Regions from separate parts of the Homo sapiens genome. Here regions 1 and 3 are each linked to region 2. A link is a contact called in ENCODE Hi-C or POLR2A ChIA-PET data. All regions are on one chromosome and are shown on one strand. The core of a region is the stretch at or near the end of the contact, and the rest is flanking DNA. Distances in the headings are between cores, read along the strand shown. Region 1 overlaps PPP3CA (protein phosphatase 3 catalytic subunit alpha). Region 2 overlaps PPP3CA (protein phosphatase 3 catalytic subunit alpha). Region 3 overlaps PPP3CA (protein phosphatase 3 catalytic subunit alpha).

Evidence for each region. Hi-C counts contacts between places; a loop is a spot of excess contacts on that map. ChIA-PET counts read pairs that join two places held with the same protein, here RNA polymerase II (POLR2A). Pooled maps may share reads with other maps.
Region 1: a loop to region 2 is called in a map of B cell, with 1.8 times the contacts of the local background. The contact joins two enhancer-like sites. A Hi-C loop is called at or near these places in 3 of 168 maps with a recorded cell type or tissue (B cell, Calu3 and endothelial cell of hepatic sinusoid), 2 of 37 single-sample maps with no recorded cell type and 1 of 50 pooled maps. POLR2A ChIA-PET finds 5 or more read pairs at or near these places in 3 of 52 experiments (BJ, activated T-cell and naive thymus-derived CD4-positive, alpha-beta T cell).
Region 3: a loop to region 2 is called in a map of head of caudate nucleus, with 2.0 times the contacts of the local background. The contact joins two enhancer-like sites. A Hi-C loop is called at or near these places in 4 of 168 maps with a recorded cell type or tissue (Calu3, endothelial cell of hepatic sinusoid, endothelial cell of umbilical vein and 1 more) and 2 of 50 pooled maps. POLR2A ChIA-PET finds 5 or more read pairs at or near these places in 3 of 52 experiments (OCI-LY7, Panc1 and T-cell).

Annotation. Positions count from the first base shown.
Region 1 is chr4:101,230,902-101,233,601 of GRCh38, forward strand. The region is part of intron 1 of PPP3CA (protein phosphatase 3 catalytic subunit alpha); the gene reads right to left. Among named protein-coding and RNA genes, the nearest start is that of MIR8066, 8.6 kb to the right of the region's middle. Within about 2 kb of position 1,355, at least 2 of the 41 ENCODE cell types and tissues checked have a DNase peak (open chromatin) inside an H3K27ac peak, as active enhancers do.
Region 2 is chr4:101,264,197-101,267,035 of GRCh38, forward strand. The region is part of intron 1 of PPP3CA (protein phosphatase 3 catalytic subunit alpha); the gene reads right to left. Among named protein-coding and RNA genes, the nearest start is that of MIR8066, 25 kb to the left of the region's middle. Within about 2 kb of position 1,380, at least 2 of the 41 ENCODE cell types and tissues checked have a DNase peak (open chromatin) inside an H3K27ac peak, as active enhancers do.
Region 3 is chr4:101,209,798-101,212,822 of GRCh38, forward strand. All of the region lies in intron 1 of PPP3CA (protein phosphatase 3 catalytic subunit alpha), which reads right to left. Among named protein-coding and RNA genes, the nearest start is that of MIR8066, 30 kb to the right of the region's middle. Within about 2 kb of position 1,526, at least 2 of the 41 ENCODE cell types and tissues checked have a DNase peak (open chromatin) inside an H3K27ac peak, as active enhancers do.

The sequences.
Region 1 (2,700 bases), core at 105-2,604, 33 kb before region 2:
TGAACTATTTAACTGTCTCCTTTTCCCTCCTCATCTAGGAAAATTTTACTCATACCTCATAATCTGTCTTTCATGAATCACTTTCAAAATGCAAAGTCATTCCAGGGTACACATGGGTATGGATGATTTCACAGGAATCAATTTCCAGATCCACGATTTTCAATTCTCCTCTTTCCTACAACTACCTCCTTCAGAATGCTCTTTTTGACCACTCTTCTTTCCCACCTCCACTTGCTCTTTCACAAATGATCTTCTCCAGGTTACAAATCTTACAATGATGCACTGGCCAGGGCTTAAAAACTCCTGAGCACCAAGCAACTGGAGACAACTGAGAGCTTTCCTCTAGGGGGAGAATTCTGTAAGAGCAAAGCAAGAAATGGGGAAGGCAGCAGTTTTTAGTTTATCAGGCCGCTAACTAGAGAACAGACTCCATGATTTTATCTGTAAGTCAGACTATTTATCAATGAGTCCATTTATCTTAGAATTAGGAATCAGAAATGAGATGCTAGGGAAGGAGGTATAGTTAGTTTATTTAAACTGAAAAAGGAAGTCATACTTTTTCTTACTCAAGTTAAGTCTCATTTGACTTATTGATTTGACAAATGAAGACTAGCTTTTGTAATGAGAGAATGTGGTGGGCATTTTCCAATTTGAACGAAAGTGACTATAGAAGGCTTTGATGAAAAAAATACATATAAATGCTTAAGGCAAATATATACCATAAGAAAGAAATTGTATCCTTTACAAATGCATTATAACACATATCTTGCTGCAAATACTTGATATTTGTCTGTGTCCCTCCATGGGATCATGACTAACTTATGAAACAAAATGTATGTTAGTGATTTCTTATTCATTTAAATATCTCACTTATTCTGATTGTTCAGTAAATTTCTGCTGGACTATTGGATCAGTCAGAGCTACAATTAAATCTCCTTGTTAAAAATTCCTATTAAAACACAGTAGTATTCAAACTGCTGAATAAATAAAACAAACCCTCCCAATCATAAGTATTCATTCTCATTCCTCCCTGTGAACTCCCACTGAATATTACCAGTAACTCAGCATTCTGTGCTGAAAATATTACCTAAGTACATCTCATATTTTCTATAAGATATAAGCTCCCCAAGATCAAGACCATCATCAAATTGACCTCTGTCATCACCTCAGCACCTAAACCCTACTTGACCTTTTAAAATGAATTAATAATTTAAAATAACATCAGCCTTTGCTCTTTAAAACACTGATACCTAATTTAATCTTACTGCTCTGTGTTTTGGCTCAGGATACAGAGGGTAATTCCTAAAAAGAAAAAAATTGCTGTCAGTATATGAATATGATGCCACTGACTCACCACCAAGCAGCGCAGGCATGCTGAGTTATTTTTGCCAGTAGTAATGATGAATTGTGCTGACTGAGCCATTTGGTTCCTCCTGGGACCAGAGGCACACATTTTTTTATATAGTCTGTCAGGAGTTAAAGTATAATTTTTGGCCACTGGGCAAAGTTGGAATTATTTTCTTCAAAAAAAAATTGTAGCTACTTCACACAAAGTGACAATGCTAAGAGACAAAATAAAATCAGCAAGAGTATATGCAATAGAAATAAATGCTTTATCTCTAGTTGGAAGGCCTTGAACCTGACCACCTTTAGTTCCTTCATACATGAGTCAGGTTTTGGTCTCAATACCTTATGACTGACCACATGGAAACCAAACACTTATGAGTTTAATTTTACATGCTTTCTTTTCAATTAGCTTATGGTCATACCACAGATCAGCTTTGTAGAAAAAAGGAATATCTCTTTGCATTTCCATTTCTATATAAAACCTCCTTCCTAACACTCTTGAGTTTTAAATTAGTTTCATGACCTTAAATAAAAACATACTATTATTATTTTTTGTTCTTTTATTCTGAAAATGTCAATTTTTAAAACTGATGTTTTTCCATTTTTAATGGTCTATATTCTGGTATTCTAACAACAGAAAAAGAAATTATCAGTAATAAATGAAAAACACCATACAGATTTACTAGTATTTATTAAAATAACTTCTTCATTTCTACATATTAGGCTGCTATCTACCCAAATTAATTATCTAAATATGAACTATACAAATGAGATTTTGCTTTACTTTGTTTTTTAATCTGTAACCATTTTCAAAGGAAAAGCCACCTAACTCATAGGAAAACTATAAGACACTACACCTAAAGTATAAAACAAATTAATTTCTGAAAACTTCATATTAGAAAGAATTTGAAAATGTACAGATACAAAGAATAGCTGTCTAGACACATGATTGGAAGAGTGTACTAGTAAGAAGAATTTTCAGCTTGACATTAGAGTGGCCAACCATCCTACTTTACACTTTACCTGGGACTAAGGAGAAAGTTTCCCTGGATGCAGGGCTTTTAGTGCTAAATCCACAAAAGTCCAGGGCAAATGGAACCAACTGCTCGCTCTTTGACATAGCAAGCTGAAACTTAGATCTTCAATTACTCTTTACACAACAGTGAAACTAAGTCATTAACATTTTAAAGAGAGAATAAATGCATTTAACAATTTGGTTTCTTGTAGCAGTTCAGGATAATGTTTATTTTGTTCGCATTTTTAAAGGAAAATGTAAATAAACCTTAAAATGGTTTTGATAATTCACTTCTATAAGGAATTCAGCCTATAATGTTTACTTTTCATTTTCTATTA
Region 2 (2,839 bases), core at 130-2,629:
TTTCCCCCATGTCTTTTTCCCCCAAGGCAGGAACTGTTTCTGTTGTCTGTCCTTCCTTTTTATTTATTTTTTATGACCCAGCACTTTATTAGTAAATGAGAAGTCACTGTAGCTCACAGTTGCATTTGAATTTTTTGACTTTTTAATTTTAATAGGAATTGAGTCTTTTTTTAATCTTTAGTTTAATATGAAAACTGAAATGACTTCTAAGGCATACGAAGGCAGGAAAAATCAGCACCTTAAGACAGGGCAAGAAAAAGAAAGTTAACAAAAAGAAAAAATTAAAATAAAAGAAGGAAGGAAAAACATTTCCTTTGAAAACATTCTTCATGAATCAGTTTTTTGAGACCAGCAAGCAATTACTATTTAACATACAGAAAAATGCAAAATGTACAAATGCACATAAAATTCAGTTTGTTGTGCAGATCTTTGTCCCTCAGTCTCAGTGTAAATCCAGATTCTAAAAGCCCAGTTGCACAGTGACCTTCAATTTCTCACAATGGTTTATTAAGTTCAAATAATCACTAAGCAAATATCTCATTTAATCATTCAAGAAAAGACAACAAACTCAAATGCCTATAGGAGCCAGGGGAGGCAAAGTAAACATAGCATGTATGAGGGAAGACAGGATAGAGGAGGCAAGGTAGAGTTCTGGTGATATATGCCCTTATTAAAGGAGGTAGCAGGGAAAAGTCAGATTTTATCTTCTGAATCCCCTATGATGGAAACTAATACAAACTGTTTAAATCTCTTTTAGGCCAAACAATTCTCTCTGAGGGGGAAGTAGCCTTCAGCTCTGGTCTAGACGATTAAAAGAAAAACAATTCAGGAGAGAAACCAAAAATTTATATTACCACTATATCCATAAGAATTTGGCTGAATTTTGTTGTATTGTAGGTTATAATTTGTTAGCCATATGAAATAATGCAATAGAGCCTGTTTTCCAGAGTCTCCCTCTGTCACCCAGGCTGCAGTAGTGGTGCAAACAGGGCTCACTGCAGCCTTGACCTCCTGGGCTTAAGCGATCCTCCTGCCTCAGCCTCCTGAGTAGCTGGGAGCCAGCTACTCTTTTATTTATTTTTTTTATTTATTTGTAGAGACAGGGTCTTGCTCTGTTGCCCAGGCCAGTCTGAAACTCCTGGGCTCAAGTAATCTTTCCACCTCAGCCTCCCAAACTGCTGGGATTACAGGTGTGTGCCATAGCACCCAGCCCATGTCTGCTTTCTTCAAGATATTTAATCATGAGTTTTTCTTAGTAAATTGACCTGAATCCCAAAGAATAGAAAGATTATCACAAACAGAGAAGATAGGCATAAAGAAGACCAAACCACTTTTAATGAATGGTGATTCAAGGAAAGGATAACTAAACATGAATCACTTGGAAACATGAATAAATACAAACAGTGAGTTTTTGTTCATTCACTTCTCTGCTTGTGTCAGCATTTTGAAGGAGAAGATGAATGAAAGGTAAGGAGTGGCTAAATTCCAAAGTCAAATGATAACCCAAATAAAAACCACACAAGATAAACAACAGATATACAAACACTGCTTCAAAACAAACATAACTCATTTACCCTGATCCCAAAATAACAAAATTAAACCATCTAAGAAACTCCACTGGTCATTCACTTACAAAGTAGAGAAAGACCTGGTCATGTAATAGAGGGGAATAAACATAGAAAGCAACATAAACGTCTTTAAGATAATGCAGCTCACATGCTCTACCTAGAAAAAAAAAGTGTTTCTTTAATGTATTTGTGATAGCATACAGAGGGATTATGGAATTTACATGTTACTGCCTGTGGATGAATCACCTTTATATATAGAACTACCTTTACATACACAAAGAGGAAGTAAAATAATTTATACCTCAACAGGTTTATTTACTTTCTTACCAAGTGACTTAGATATAATAATAATTAATAATTCCAGACTGTTTTCACTATTTCTTACCTCACCTATTTCCTCTACTTTTCATGAAAACTCTGTATTTTCTTACATCAGTTCCCATATTCTTATTCTTTTAACTCTGTCAAAATATGTAAAGCCAGTAAATTACTAACAGAAGAAAATAAAGAGAATAAAAGTTGCATACAGCTCTATACATTTACTATTTATATCTTACATCATAAGTATTTACATCATAGGTACAAAAAATAAATAGGATTATTAAGTGAATGCATTTTTCAATCAAGTTATTAAATTTAGATATGGCCCTAGCTATGTTTACTACTAAATTATAAGAATGGTTACTACTACATTATAAAAATCAGTTACAGTATTATATAGCGTGATTAATCTTTCTCATTTAAAATCACAGTGTTATTCAGTCTATATCAACTGTCCATTAAAAACAAAATTAAAAACCTATAATTAAAGATGGCCTAATGAAATCTCAAGGAAATATCAAGGTTGGGATAAACATGAAGAAATTTCTTTACATTGACAGACTCAGAGATGACTGGATGAGAAACAAGAGTACAGTCCATACTAGACCAGTCCATACAGGTCTAGCAATTGAACCTGAGTTCAACTAGTGAAAGTGAAATTTAAAATTAGGGGCTATGTGTAGCAAACACAAACACATTCACTAAAGAAAATTAAGAGAACAGTATCTTTCCAGTAGTATCTCTGGGTATAAAAGGAGAAAGTAAGTAGCAATTGCTCAATCATTATTGATTACTGATACTGTCCTCTCTCATATAGAGAATGTGACCAACTATTTTCTTCATTTAAGCCAAATTCTGTAGGAGCATGAGACAGACGAACACCCCTAGCTGTCCTTTTCAGAATACCATGCCTAGCTGTCTTTTTCAGACCACTGATAGGGCCATGGTGT
Region 3 (3,025 bases), core at 276-2,775, 54 kb before region 2:
CATCAAGAGCCCACCAAAATTAGATTTTGTTAGTGACTGATGAACAGGTATCTAAAGAAAGTGAAATATTTTTAAATATTATTAAAAGAGAACACATAGAACACAAAACAAATACAAAGTAAAGAAAAATTACAGAACTTCAGAAAACTAGTTATTACAAAAAAGGAAAAGCAAAGCTGAGTAAAGCATCGAATAAAGGGTTTAGGAGATTGTTGAAATTTCATCGCAATTTTATGTGTTGCACAAATTTCTGAGAAGAAAGGCCATAATTTAATAGATTCTCAAAAGAGTCTGTGACCCAAAGAGGCTAAGGTCCACTCCACCAAGCTTTCCTCACCATTACCATAGTAACCATCTAGTCTGGTTCCTCAGTTACCCCGTCTGGATTATTATGATAATGACCAGACTATTTCTCCAAGTTCCCAGGATTATCTCACCTTAATCCACCTGATCCTCAAACTCTATGGTCCGGCTATAATCAATTACTCAGTACCCCAAGTATTCCAGGGAATTTCAAACATTTCTTCAAGCTTTTCAGAGACAGTAAGGTGAAGGAGTTAAAAGTATGAACTCAGAAGCCAGACTGCCTAGGTAAACCGTACCATCTTGAGCACATTATTTAATTGTTCTATGCTATAGCTGAAGATTAAACAAACTAATATTTGTAAAGTGCTTGGACCATTGAAGATTAAACAAACTAATATTTGTAAGGTGCTTGGCCCATTACTGGCACAACACAAATTTCATAAGTATTCCTTATGATTAACAACTACCTTGTTTTACCTCCTTGGCCACACATCCTAATCATCCCTATTCAAATAGCACAACTTCTCAAAACACACAAAGCTTGCTCTCCATCCAAATCCACCACAACCTTGGTACTAAATACTTCATAAAAATATATTTTGATTACCAAAATACAGCATTCTTTAGTTGGTTTGTGTTTATTTCTTTGTCTTTAAAATATAAAACATTCGCTGCCAGTATTAATTTTTACTCTTACAAGGCGGCCTACAAATCATTAGACAAGTTCTCTGCAAAGTTCAAAAAAAGTTTACACATCTGTAGTTATGTTCTTAAATATCATCCAATTTCATGTTCTAATTTTCTAGTTGAAGAAACAGGCTCAAAGAGAGTAAGAGTAGTAATTATAATAACAATGAAATGATAAAATGTTAAGTAAATATATACATATAAATTGTTTAGAACAGTATCTGAGATGTAGTCAATTCTTACGCAGATTTACTTCACTGAATTTTCACAACAGTCTTGTGATTTGGGTACTATTATTCTACTTTTTATATTCCAAAACCCAGGCACAGAGAAATGAAATGACTTTGCCAAGATCGCACAGCAAATAAGCAGGGGAAGCCAGGGCTCACATCAGGCCCCTGCTTTGGGGCTGTGCTTTTAACCCTTGCTATCCCCTCCCTGTAGATAAGTGACTCATCCAATGATCCAAAGGTAATTAAGGGAAGAACCCAAAGTACACATCCAGTTCTCCAGATTTCCCTGAATCATGCTCTTTACTTTTGAGTTCACTATTCCCTACCCAGAGTGATGGACATAGAAAGCCTTAAAAAAACATTTGTCTAGTGATTTACTGGTATATGATTCACATCTCACCACATAATTTTCTAAATGCAATAATGTTTATTCTGCAAGCACAGTTTGCTCCTTGAATATCTTATCTGGCTCTTCTGCCTGCTTAATTTAATTGCTCCCAGCCTTAAAAGAGACCAAAATGTTACAAGGAACAACTGGTTCAGTATTCAGCTTGTAAAAGGTACATATTTTTTGTTTTAATTTAATTTTTGATGAGTTGATCCAGAGATAAATGAGTCCCTCAAAGTTATTTCCACGTATGAACACTGAGCTTGGGTTCTACACAAAATAAATACTTCCATCAAAGCTAGCTGTTCCCTCTCAGACTGGCCTGTGATTTTGTTTAAAATGTGCCTCCTCTGCCTTTACTCTTTAAAAAGCATGTTAGTTAACCTGCTGCTGAGAATTTCCAGCAACACAGAGCAGAAACTGAGCTCTACATGCAACAAACTGTCATGGTTATTAGTTTTGATTTATCTAATTGCCTATCTTCACATAATAGCCTTAATAGCTGTGTGTCCTTGAGAAAATTTTTAAGAAACCAGTTTCATCACCTGTAGAATGGAGACAGTAAGTAATACCTACTAAAGAAGCTACTGAAAGGATTAACTGAGACCACACTTGCAAAAGTGCTTTGTGCAATACTGGTGTGAAGTATGAATTCAAATTTGTTTAACTTATATATTCTTAATTATTTGTCATTATTCTATTTCAGTGAATTCCCACAGGATTTCTTTTATTCGACATGCCTGCATTTTGGGGTATACTTGAAAACTCTCATTTGGCATATATATCACAAAAGCCCTAAGTATTAAGTAAATGCTTATACCATCTAATTGGTCTAACAGGATGGAACTTATCTGGCAACTGACAAAGATAGCCTCAACAGTGAGACCATGTCCTTTGCAGGAACATGGTTTGAGTTGGAAGCCATTATCCTCAGCAAACTAACACAGGAACAGAAAACCAAATAGGCCATGTTCTCATTTATAAAGTAGGAACTGAATGATGAGAACACATGGTTAAATGTGCGGGAACAACACACATCGGGGCTTGTCAAGGAGGGTGTTAGGGGAGGGAGAGCATCAGGTAGAATAGCTAATGGACCCTGGGCTTAATACCTAGGTGATGGGATGATCTGTGCAGCAAACCACCATGGCACACGTTTACCTACGTAACAAACCTATGCATCCTGCACATGTACCCCTAAATTTAAAAGTTGAAGGGGGAAAAAAAGAACAAAAAAGACGGCCTAAAGGTGGTTGTCTAAACAAGAATTTTATTCATTATCATGGGCAAATAGGAGAATTTTATTATGAGTATAATGTGTCTTTAGTGGAAGGCTCAAAGCAGCAATTAAACTACTGGGCTTTTCCAAGAACATTTATGTATACGGCAGTATTTCCCAACTATAATTCTG